Linked DNA regions of Homo sapiens: region 1 is linked to region 2. Evidence: read pairs that join two places in POLR2A ChIA-PET (ENCODE). Cell type or tissue: OCI-LY7. All regions are shown on one strand. Each heading gives the region's core, and the rest is flanking DNA. Links, peaks and the distances in the headings are about the cores only.

Evidence for each region. Peaks named below come from ENCODE experiments on the same cell type or tissue, not always from the same donor. Only the 100,000 strongest peaks of a DNase experiment are listed, where the experiment ranks them.
Region 1: POLR2A ChIA-PET joins it to region 2 with 5 read pairs; 6 of 35 experiments call an interaction of 5 or more read pairs at or near these places.

The regions. Positions count from the first base shown.
Region 1 is chr20:58,846,883-58,853,975 of GRCh38, reverse strand. It overlaps GNAS-AS1 and a transcript of GNAS not described here. Among named protein-coding and RNA genes, the nearest start is that of MIR298, 32 kb to the right of the region's middle. RefSeq lists an enhancer at 1,319-1,418. In OCI-LY7, for the core only: CTCF peaks have their summits at 3,068 (motif pointing right) and 4,887 (motif pointing right); a DNase peak (open chromatin) is centred at 3,015; H3K4me3 peaks cover 2,348 bases.
Region 2 is chr20:58,904,392-58,909,806 of GRCh38, reverse strand. It overlaps GNAS (GNAS complex locus), which reads right to left. Exons shown (of 13, transcript NM_000516.7): 6 at 4,327-4,424; 7 at 591-645; 8 at 384-457; 9 at 228-286; 10 at 3-123. Among named protein-coding and RNA genes, the nearest start is that of GNAS, 16 kb to the right of the region's middle. RefSeq lists an enhancer at 1,685-2,164. In OCI-LY7, for the core only: no CTCF peak of the experiment used is centred there; DNase peaks (open chromatin) are centred at 1,406, 1,826 and 2,767; H3K4me3 peaks cover 1,865 bases; H3K27ac peaks cover 3,280 bases.

The DNA.
Region 1 (7,093 bases), core at 1,150-5,149, 57 kb after region 2:
CTGTCGTCCCCAAATCCTTCTCCATCAAGCTCAAATGGCATAGTCTCCTCAGGGGGAGGGCTGTAGCCTCCTCTGGAGCCAGCCTTTGCAGGCCTGAGGGCTTGGGGCTCCTCGGGAGGAGCTCCGGGGACCCCTGCAGCACCTGGGCCTCCTGGAGCAAGGTCTGGGACCTGTAAGAGAAGTTGACTGCAGCCTCTCTGGGCAGGCTGGTCAAACTCAAAGGGCATAGCTTCTTCTGGTGGAGGGCTGTATCCTCCCAGGCCTGGTCTGGCACCACTGAAGGCTCCGGGCTCCATGAGTGCTGGGCCGAAGGCCTCAAGGCCTGCATGGACCCCACTGGGGAATCCAGGCTGCTCCAGTGTAGGCCAGAAGCCTCCCAAGCTGGGCTGTTCAGCCTCGAAGGGCATTGCTTCCTCAGGAGGTGGGCTGTAGCTTCCATGGGCTCCAGCTTCCCTGAATGCCGGGTTGAGGACCTGAAAGTTGGGTCTGGAGACCTCTGGGGGTCCACAGGCCTCGCCATCATTCTCGACGGGGATGGGCTCGTTGTGAGGCGGTTCGGTCTCCATCTCTTCGGCTGGGCTAGGCCCAGCACCGGGGGCAGCTGCCCCTGGGGCCTCCAAAGGTGGTTGCTCGGGCTGTTCCCCGATTTCAGGGGGGATATCGCGTTGTCCTGACATATTATTGCCGTAGAGGCAGTTGCGCACGCCCATAACACGGTGGCGGCCTCTCAAAATAAGTTTGGGGCTCCGTAAGATGGAGCACCCAACCGAACTAGGGTGAAAAAATTATTATTATTATTTTAAAATCAAAGTACCAGCTGGAAAGTTCACCGGCCTCACTTTCCAACCCTTGTGAGGTTGGGGGGTTCAAGGCCTGGAAGGAACCCTAGACTGAGGCTGAAGCAACTCAATTGTTGCTGGTGGAGTCTTGGCTCCTTCCTGGCCACTTTTCATGCCCCCAGGCTGCCCCCCAGCCCCTCTTCCTTGGTCTATCCTTACGCCCTCCTCTCTCTTTCTTTTTGCTCCAGGCCAGTCCCGCCTGCTTGGATCTGACGAGCGTGCCGATTCGGTCCGAAAATCGCCAGTAGCGCTCTCTCTCTGCCACCAGAGGACGCCGGTTCCAGTGCCGAGCTGGCTCCGGCTCCAGGAGCCTGCTCCTGGCGCCAGGGGCCCGGGACTTTGGGTAAGGGGGCTGGTGAGCGCAGGCCTCGCAGGGACGTTTTGGCTCCTTCCACTCCTCTCCCTGACTGATTTGGAGTCTTTCTCCTCGCTTCTCCGCTGGCCAGAGAAAGCGCTCCTGCGTTGCGGGACACGTGACGCAAGACGTGGGCCTCGGAACGCTGGAGTACAGGAGCTGAAACCCTCCCTCCCCAACCCAACCGACTCCTCGGGGGAGGGGGGACTGAAGAAGGATTTCATCACCCCAGGATACCCCTGAAACTCTGAGTCATAGCCCCCAGCCTCCAGGCAGCCCCGGATCTCAAGCCCCTAGTCCGGAGCGCAAGGCTTTTGGTGCCTGGGAAGGGGCGCAGGCACGCGTAGGGATGCGACAGGTGGTCGTGAGCCCACCAAAGAAGCAGAGAGAGGCGAGGGAGAGGGGATGCCGAGTATGCAAGCACGCAATTTGTTTTTTAAATGCCTTGGGTGTACTTTTTGCTGCTTTTGTTTGTCACTTGCTGAGGTTGGCTCCGGTAAAGCACTTTAACAGCCCCCACCCCCATCACACTCTAGGGGTCTCCGCAGTGGCCCACAGCGGCGCAAGCAGGGTGCTCTCTTGTTTATGTGGATGGTGACGCAGGGGAATAAGAAGGTCTCGGGTGCGTACCACCAAGAGCAAAGCCCCCTAGGGAGTAGCTGCGGCGGCACCAAGAGAGGGGTGGGGGGCGTGCTGCGCAGAGGAGGACCTCACAAAGCGGCCTCAGAGTTTCGCAGGTCCTGCTGTTCTAGGGAAGGGTTAAAGGGGATTTTGGTTGGGGTTTAATGCCGGTTTAGGGTGGTTTCGAGACTGGACAACGCTGTGCGCACTGAACCCACAGATAAATACCATGCCGCGCGGCAACCGGAGCTGAGGTGCGCTGCTCGCTGCTTCGGGCACCGGCCGCAGCGCTGGTCAGTCAGCTCCTTTAGCCCCACTACAGCCTGCCTCCAGCACCCTTCTAGCCCCTCTCCTCTCGCTCTGGGTATCTTAGGGTAGTCGCTTTACTTTTCTACTGCTAGAGCCCACTGAGGCGGCACTGAGCCCGCCAACCGGCCACAAACCCGGCGGTTGCCCGCGCAGCTGCGCTCCCGCTACCATGCTGCGGTGAGCTCAGAGCTAGCCAAAGGTAAATGCCCACACCACCTGGTGGCCTTGATGTGTGCACATGCTATGCTCTGGTCTGGGGTCTGCAGAGGGATTGGAACCCGGGAGAAAAGCTGCTGTAAGGGGGTCACATAAAACTCGGCAGGTGCGCATCAGGTCGGTCTCACCAGTGAGACAGATTGGCGAGCCACGTCTAGGCACAGAGCAACTGGGCAGGAGGCAGGGGGTCATCTGACCTGCAGAACCCTGGGGGAGGGGAGGCTGGATGAGTTACACAGGGCGGGCTGCAGCAAGCAGGGCGCACGGCACGGGCTGCTGTATAAGAGCTGCAGGCGGGCGAACCACCGCAAGTTGCGATCCCGTTTAGTCTAATGCATCCCTCTTAGAGCCAGGGTACCACAGGCACCGTGCATCCTTGCACCCCTGCATCCACCATCCATGTGGCCACGCAGCACGGAAGGAGGCGAACACAGTTGGACCCTGGGAAACGTTTGGGATCCCCCAAAGATATATCGCTTTAGCTCTATGGGTCTACACACTTCCAGATGTCAACACTGAACTTTGATTCAAACTTTGGCCAACTACACCCACGCAAGACGGCTTAACCACTTGAGCATCCACTGAATGGCCCAACTGGGTCCCAACACCAACTCACTCCCCTCCGACCCCAGCGCCGGGTCAGCCATTGGGCAGGGGTCATGCCAATCAAGGCTGCCTGGCGAATGAGCAGGGGGCGTCAGACCGGAAACCGGATATGGGTGGGAGGTCCAATAGGGGGCGCCGCGTTGGAACGCCCGAAGAGGTGCTGCTGGGGTGGTTGGAAGCCGGTGGGGGGCGGGTGTATGGCGGCTAGGCCTGGAAGACCACGAGGACCGCTAGCGCCGTGGGGTCACTCTTCCTCATGCCACAGGTTGCCGAGCCTCGGGGGAGAGGTGGGGTCCCAGGGGCCAACCCTTGGGTGTGTTGATGGCGGCAGGCTAACCCAGCCAACGGGGTGCCACTGCCGGGCAAGGTGAGGAGCAAGAAGATTTCCAGGGCTGGGAGGTAGAGGGCCAGGACCCCAAGGAGAGGGCTTACTGCGAGGAGCAGCCCAGGATGGATAAGGAGTTGAGGCCCCAGGGATGCTGAGCCTGCACAAGTGGAAGGTCAGTAGACATTGGGGTTGGAGCCCCAGGGAGGCTGCCATGGGTGCTCCAAAGGGGTTGTTTGCTTTCGTCAGGCCTCGCGCTCACCCCCAAAGTACCATTTGTCGAGGAACGGGTTCAGGGTCTCTGTTCGACACCCTCATGGGTCTGTGGGACCCCTTTGTTCATTCTTTCTGATATCATGAGCTTTGCCAGGGGAGCACATGCATGGAGGTGACTAAAACAAATTTAACAAGTTAGACAAATACCAGTTCCTCATCCTGGAGAGTAGAGCAGCATACAAATGGAAGAAAAGAACTCCACCTGGGGGGACCTTGAAAGTCTTGCTGGAGAAAATGACTTTTTATATGGGCCTCCAAGGAAGGATAGACGCCTTGGCTATGAATAGAAGGTGGTAGTGGGGGATGGGAGACGGTTTGCCCACCACGAACAAAGGATTTAATGGTAGGAAACATGGGGCGTGGCTGGGTAAACACAACTGGCCACCTTGGCTGGCTCTTGGGGAGCAGGGGGAGAAAAGTTAGGAGAAATTAGATAGAATCTCTCTGAGGATGCCATGGAGTATGAGGGCAAGCACTTTTGAGGCTATTTTGGCAGGAAACGGAAAGGATGTTGAAAGTTTTTTGTTCTGCAAGTGAGGATTTGAGCCTACTTTTAGGAAAAGCAGAAGCAGCATGGAGGATGATCCTGATCGAGAACAAAGGAAAGGGGTTATGCACAAAGGAGATGTTTAAAGGAGAGACCTAGCACGGTGAAGGAAGCAGGAAGGCTGAAGGACGGCACTCAAGAGGGGTCCCAAAGGATCCTCCTGGAGCAGCTCTTATGCTAGAAAGACACAAAAGATGGAGGAGCCAAAGTGTGGCACCCAGATGGATGGAACACTGGGAGTGGGACAGGGAAGTCAGTGGGAGGGGCTGGCAAGGTGGCAGTGCTGATTTGGTTTTAGACATGGCAGATTAAGGAACTTTGGGCAGTTGGGATGGAGATTTTTGCAGCCCATTTTCTGGGAGGAAAGGTCTGAAGTTCAGAAAAAGATAAAGATCACACATTCAAATTGGCAATCGTACTTACAAAGATGAATTTATGGAGTCAGAGAAAACTCTTTAGGGGAGAAATACATTTGGTAATAGAATCTTGAACAATTGGCGCACTGGACAGGAAAAAGGGAGACAGTCCAGGAGTGAGTAGGGAGGACTCAGAAGGGAGAGATGGGAGCACACCAGAGGAAGGGGTTTCAGAACCACTCAGCACATCTCATCTAGACTTGGTGTTTTAGCCTCTGCACTGGTGGTATTTGGGGCCAGGCAATTCTTTGTTGTGGTGACTGCCCTGTGCATTGTAGGATGTTGAGCAGCATCCCTAGCCTCTACCCACTAGATGCCAGTAGCATCCCCTTAGTTTTAACAACCAAAAATGTCTCCAGACTTTGCTAAATGTCCTCTGGGGGGCAAAATCTCCCCCAGTTGAAAATCACCACTATAAGCTGAGAAAGGACCCTTAGATTTAAATAGGAATTGCCTTAATTTAAAGATAAATTAAGACTAGGAAGAATAAATCCCAGTATTTAACCCTGATATTCCCCCTTTTTTCCACTCCTGTTATTTCTCTGTAGTGACTGGCTACCAGACTCTGAAAAACCTAAGTCCTTTAGGTGAGTGGAGCTAAGAGCTGAAACATCAGTAATGGGGTCAGGGACCCCAGAAGTGTGGCCAAATGTTCGAGGAGTTGACCCACCTGTGGCACCTGCAAGGCCACAGGGACCTGAGGAATCCGGTATAGTAAGAGCTGGGGGTGATCGGCTAGTGGGTTTACTGGGGTCCACCTTGATTGGCCTGATTGGTTGGCTTGTCTGGTGATCCTCCTGAAGGCTGATAATTTTGCTAGCTCAAGACAGAAACATGGCCTTGATCTGGAGGGAGATGGCCAGTGCTGGATGTTAGTGGGCAGCATCGTCTGGGGCCTAACCTTGCCGGGGCTTTTTTAGGATCTGCCATTATAATTGTATAATAGCAAAGTACCTTAAACATAGCTTTCCAGTGCTGGATGGATTGCCATCATGGGAAAAGATAAATATGTGATAGGACTGAGGAAGGAAAGTCTATTAATGTGTTTATGCAGCTAAGGAAGAGGAAGTCAGGAGAGGCTGGTGCCTGAAAAAAAAGGCCGAGTTGGGATGGATAGACGCTGTGTGCCAGGGTCTTGACCCCTGTCATGAGGGGCTGTGTGCTGGAGTGTAGGGCTGCAGTGAGATGATGTGTCAAGTAGGGGAGGACAGGATTGGCTGTCGAAACCCAGGGATGGTTTACTTGAAAATTGTGTATACTTGGCTACTTAAAAATAATAGCGTCTGCACTTGATGTACTAAGAAAGGCATGGGAAGAATTTCTCATGCTTCCATTAAACTCTGCATGTCTGAGGAAAGCCAAATGGCCCAGGTGCCACAGGTGGCAAACAGTGGCGTTTTGAAAATATGGAACCCCCAATAGAAAGAATGTGTGTATTTCTTTACCATTGACTCTCTGAACAGCACCATTACAGCCCCGTTCCTTGGAAGCCGCACGTGATGCCCTGGGCCTCCCAAACAGTCTCACCTCTCTATTGATGCTTTCATGGCATATGTATTCAACGAGTAATTGTGTTTCTACTTACATTCTGGGATTCTTACTCATTACCAAAAGCATAAGGCATATCTCAAGTTTAGGTAGCTACCTGTCAGCTTTCTGGGTTTATCCCTGTAGCCAACAAAGAGAAGGCAAAGTAGAGAGAGGGAAGGGAGGTGGGTGAAAGGGAAGGGAACAGAAACCACGAAAAACAGTATTTTTTTGGTAGTCATTTTCCTTTTGGTCTGCGGCTTTGCAGGGAGGAGGTGGGTGGTGAAGTTTGCAGAAGTGCCTTCTCTGCAGCCCATTCATGTCATTGGTTGTCAGTGGGTTTCTTTCAATTGAGGAAAAAGTAAAAGCAGAAAGAGAAGGTAGAAAAGAATTTAGGCAACTATGAAGCTTCTCAGCCTCCCAGTGACAAATGTTTTCTGAGTGCTGAGTGAGTAGTAATAGACTTTGAAGCTGTACAATTAATTACTTTTCAATCAAGACTTGCTGCTGCCATCCTTTTCCCTTCAGACTCTCCTCTGCCCGCCTTGGCCGGTGGAGGCAGCAGCATACTGCTATCTGCAGAGGGGTCTGCGTGGCCAGGCTGTTTGAAGCAAATGCCAGCTAAAGGAAAAAAGCCTCAAATGGATGAGGCAAGATACCAGGTTAGAGGCAGATGCAAGGCTGATATTAGAGGTAGTGGAAAAAGTCTTTATGAAAATACTTGATATGCTCAGATTAAAAAGCCCCCATCGTGAGTTCAGACCCCTTCACTCAGCTAATTAGCTGTAGCTCAGCAACCTTCTCAAAAGGTGCCCCAAATTCTGTTTCAGCCAAGGCATGCCACTGTCCTCTGACCACCTGTGCTTGAACAGTGGGTCCAGACATTTGTGGATTCCTTCTCCAGACTAGCTGATGATGCAGCAAAGAATTTCAGGGGAGGAGAGGCCATTCCAGAAAAGATGAACAGCACCATGGGAAAGCAACTAAGAGAGAGGCAAAAGTGGGGGTTGGAGGGGAAAGAGGGAATCTCGGAAGGTAAATTTGGCTTTAGTGGAA
Region 2 (5,415 bases), core at 1-4,000:
ACCTGTTGTTCCAGATGCTCTTGAAGAGGTTCAGAGCCTCCTGCAGGCGGTTGGTCTGGTTGTCCTCCCGGATGACCATGTTGTAGCTGCTGCTGGCCACCACGAAGATGATGGCAGTCACATCTTAACCAAAGAGAGCAAAGCCAAGAGCGTGAGCAGCGACCCTGATCCCTAACAACACAGAAGCAAAGCGTTCTTTACGAACAGCCAAGCCCACAGCATCCTACCGTTGAAGCACTGGATCCACTTGCGGCGTTCATCGCGCTGGCCACCCACGTCAAACATGCTGGTGGGGAGGAGGACAGCTGGTTATTCCAGAGGGACTGGGGTGAATGTCAAGAAACCATGATCTCTGTTATATAAAAAGGTAACAGTTGGCTTACTGGAAGTTGACTTTGTCCACCTGGAACTTGGTCTCAAAGATTCCAGAAGTCAGGACACGGCAGCGAAGCAGGTCCTGAAACAAAATTGAGGTCAATGGATCTCACCAAAGCCAACCGAAACAGTAATAATTGCCAATCTAAAGCAAAGGTCTGGAGTAGTTTGGAAAGAGGGCTCAGAGTCCTCTGGTGGGGAGGGGTTTTGCACACCTGATCGCTCGGCACATAGTCAGCCTGCTTGATCACGTCGATCTTGTCCAGGAAGCTGGGAGAAAAAGAAAGACACGTGGGGTGTTCACAGCGCTCACATCAATTTGCCAACTATTTGTGTCTCTCTACAAGGTCAGGCTCAACGGAAGTGACCGTCCCACAGTTATGCAGCACTAAGTCAATGGCACATTTGCTTGTGTGTTGGTTACATTTGTAACTCAAAGCTGATGCCTTAAGAAGGTTAGGGCAAACAGGATTTAAGATAAATAATTTTAGGAATCAGGGAACTCTAGATGCGTCTAGCAGCTAGCCTGTGGCCTCGACGCAGTGGGGCCACACAAACAGCACAGCACGGTGGTGGGGCTTTGTTCTTCGTGTTTATTTTTATTTTTTCTATTTTTCTTTTTTATTCTTTACTTAGCTTCTTTATTCCTGTTGCTCTCTGGCAATATTCTTGATTTTTAGAAGGTTTTATGCATATCAACCAGTAGAGAAAGGACCCCAAAACCAGGCTGGCCTATCACATTCTGTGCCATTTGGTAATGCCTGACAAAAACATTTTAATTTTCAAATTGCTTGATTAAAATGGCAAACAGTTTGAAAATTGTATACCTCTATATCATTCAGTTAAAAAACAATAAAGTGACATTCTTAAAAACATCAAGGACTTTCCCCTCAAGGGCACACGAGATTGTTTTAGTTACTGAGAATCTGTATCCCTTCCTTTTTACTTTTTAAGAATCTCATTGATTAAAGAGAACAAAAGAGGTTGGCACAAAGGGGCCCTTCTCGCCCTAGCCATCCTGAACAGGAAACAAACACAAAGTTCTCTTCCGTTCTGTTTGGTCCATGAAATAGAACACTCCAGATATTACGCTTTTCATTAAAAAAAGCATCTTGTTTGTGTTGCTTGACTAGACACACAGGAAAATTTACTTTTGAAAGATTGGGGTAATTAATATGGAAAATTAATGTTAAAACCAGTTATTTTTTGGAGGGAGGGGCATGTAGAGATTGGAATTGTTTTAAAGCGGGCTAACGAGAAAAGAAAATCATAAAGAGAGAAAAGTTTATTTAAAGAAACTGCCTAAGTTTTCTGTTCCCCTCTTCCTTTTTACTAGTTCAGAGTTAGTCTGGCTTAGAGGATATACTAACTTGCCCAATCAATCTTACATTACAGCACCAGTCCAGAAATAGCTCCCCAGCCGCCCTGGCCTCCAGCATGTTACCATGGCAACAGAACCACAGTTCTATAAATAGATCATCAGCACCAAATCTTGTGAGAGAGACATCTGGAGTGGAGCCAGCCAAACCCCAGCTCAACAAATAAAAATAGACAGCTTAAGAAATGGGCACACTACCAGTATCTGAACTTTAACATAAAGGCAGTTCAACCAGAAACGTGCCGGCCACGGCAGATGCAGGGCTGTTTGAGCCACGGGTGAGGGAGGACATTTTAAAAGTTTTAAGCTGCGTTGTTCTCTTTTTCTCTGAGTTTCCTTAAAACTTTTCATGATCTATACAAATGGTGCGTTTTCAGACAAAGTTTCAGGAGTAATTAAGTGTTGCTTAAAAAAACCCCAAAAACTTCTAAATGATTTGAGAGAGAAAACGAAACCCGACAAAATTCAACAATCTGGCTAAGCTACTGTTAATTAACGAAACTGGGTCTCCCTGCCCCCCCAGCATTCAAAACTGGGGTGGTTAAACTCTCTTAATCTTGTACCTGTACTTAACTTCTGACTTGGATCCAAAATACAAAATGCAAACAATTCCAGGATTTCCATTTGTTTTGCGTTACTATAATTAGCGCTTCCAGCTTTTGGTTCGAACTTTTGAGAAAATCAGGGACTTTGTTGAAGAAGGAGTGGGGGCTGGGGGCCATAGGGACCAGCCAAGATGGACTGTTTTTTTCTGTTCCTTGAAAAAATATACACATTTGCTTGTATATTAAACCGTGGAATATCTATGTATGTGGCAATTGAAAATAAAGGAATTTCCTATGGGAAGGCAGGGCTGGGGTTGATAGATTGCGCAGACCCTAACAGAGGCTTATATGATTTATAGATGAACAGTATTACCTCTTCCTCCCTCCTGTTTATTCAGGTGGTTTTCACAATCAGTTCCTTGGGCTTGAGGCTACTAAGTAAAGCAATCTTAGCCCTTGGTGAGTCAGCCTGGCACCTTGGTTCTGATTAGCTAATACTTCCTATAGCAAAATCAGTTCCGAGTTTCAGCTACTTGTAATAAGGATGGCTAAAACATCAAACCTCTACTAGACTCCCCTGCCCCAAGTCACAGGACACTCCTACTTCAGAATATCATTAACTGAGACTGCTTTGTGCATTTCTGCAGCATCAACAAACAGAAGATATCTTTACATTTTTGGCTGGGCACGGTGGCTCATGCCTGTAATCCCAGCACTTTGGGAGGCCGAGGCAGGTGGATCACAAGGTCAGGAGTTCGAGACCAGCCTGGCCAATATGGTGAAACCCCATCTCTACTAAAAATACAAAAATTAGCTGGTTGTGGCGGCAGGCACCTGTAGTCCCAGCTACTCGGGAGGCTGAGGCAGGAGAATCACTTGAACCCAGGAGGCAGAGGTTGCAGTGAGCCAAGGTCGCACCACTGCACTCCAGCCTGGGTGACAGAGTGAGACTCCGTTTCAAAAAAATAATAATAATGTTTACATATTTTTTAAATAACCCTGACCACCACATGCTTGCTATATCATGTGCAAGATGAGGGAAGCCATAAACTATTTCAAAGGCAACTTTCTAGCTATCGGGTACGATGTCCTCTGGGAGAGACCATGGTGGGTGACAGGGACAGAGGGCGATCCCTGAGGCAATGGTAAGTCAGGTGTTAGGCAGCAAGGGAAGCAGCCTGGGCATCAGGTAGAGTTGTGCAATAAAGTCTGTGTTTTAAGTTCCCCCTTCTTCATTTGCCAACACACCAACCAGGTGAGCCCACCTTTATGAGTGACTTTGGAGAAAGATGCTTTTCCCATTGCTACTGCAGGCCTTAACCTGTCCTCCTCGCAGGTAGTAATTTGTTTTATTTGAAAATAACCCCACCACGGTATTGTACTGCTTAGGTGTACAGTTTAGGATTTAAAATCCATTGACCACTTACCATCCTTGAATCAAGACCCGGTGAGAAGGAATAAATAAGGATATGAAATAGAGTTCAAAAGTCAAGACAACACAAAAACAAACTCTACCTAGAGTCACTAGGATCTAGTAACACTAGGCAGCTACTAGAGTCGCTTACCTGAGAGCAGAAATAGATCAATCAACAACTACCAAGGAGAGAGGAGGCGTAGCTATGTCTTCACCATTCCTCTTTGTTATGTTTTAAAATTACAGCAATAAAATATAGTATTTTTACATTATTCAAAATGTGAGCACAGCCCTATTTCCCTAAATGCTTAGGGTCAATTCAATTAATTACTTCCTACTAATTAGGAATACTATGAAACTCATCATCATTTTGCTCTAACAGGCTTTAAATGTTTATGTAAAATAATGTCGCTGCACTAAAAGAAAAAAAATGCAATTAAGGACTTTATAAATAAACAATTGAATCAGATTAGAACTTTCTGCCAGTGGGGTAACTGGTTGGCTTCTAAGAAAGGAATCATCAACAAGTAACTTTCAAAGCAGGATCACAGGTTTTCATGTTTTCTTGTTTTTGTCTGTTTTATGTGCTGATGGGTTGGGTGGCGGTTACTTACTACTGGGCACAGTCAATCAGCTGGTACTCGTTGGAGCGTTCGTAGCAGGCACGCACTCCTTCATCCTCCCACAGAGCCTTGGCATGCTCATAGAATTCCTGAAAGTGAACACAAGAAAGTTTAGAGAAAGGCAAGAGCTTGAACTAATCAACAACACTGTCATTCAAACCCTGAGACCAGAGTTCCCTATGTGACCGACACTTGGTGTGATTTTGAATTTTGAGCCCAATTAATGAATTAATGCTCACAAAGAACTTTAATTCAACACGTTAAACATATTCAAAAGTTCACGCAATTAGCTGCTGGGTCTTATTGTGAATTACTGGTTTTGGGTAGTTTCTTTTCTCGTGTGTAGGGGGAATGGGGTAAGCTACTGAGTAATTTAGTTTCTTCACAGAATTGTTTAGGAAGAATATACACTAAATGTGTTAGAATATGCCAATAAATGGTTCAATGTTGTGAAAATAAGAAACTTCATTTGTAAGATGTGCTGGGACTAAATTTTCCTCCTGGGAAAATGTGAATCTTACCAAAAAAAATGATGATGGGGGACTTGTAGGTAGGAACATAAAAGTTCAGATGTTAGTAGGACTAATAAAAAGTTATTGTTCTGATACATTTTTAATAGGCTGCTGTTTCCTTTTCCTATTAAATATAGAATCATATTTCAAGAAAGTCAGTGGGTTATATTATACATATTGTGTTTATTGCTTTTTTTTCAAAATAATGCTATTTAAAAAGTTTAGCTATCCATACTAACTATATACCACTAAATTTCTCCAATTTAAGTTTGCAGCCAAGTCCATCTAAAATATACAAACACAAATTCCCACGAAAGCCTGACAAAAGGCAACAATAACTCATTGTTTTAGCTGTAGACAAGTCTCTTCCCTGTGGGTCTTACAAACGCATACATCTTTCCATCTCGTTTCCCGTTCCCCGCTTATAAGCCATTCTCCCCACGAAGGGGCCTAAACTTATATGCTTGGGCTTGAACAGTTTTTTGTTCCCTAAAAGTAGTTCTTTAGGGAGCCAACAGTGTCGTGCATCCAGAGGAAAGTCTTTTCCATATGTTCTATTTTATGATTT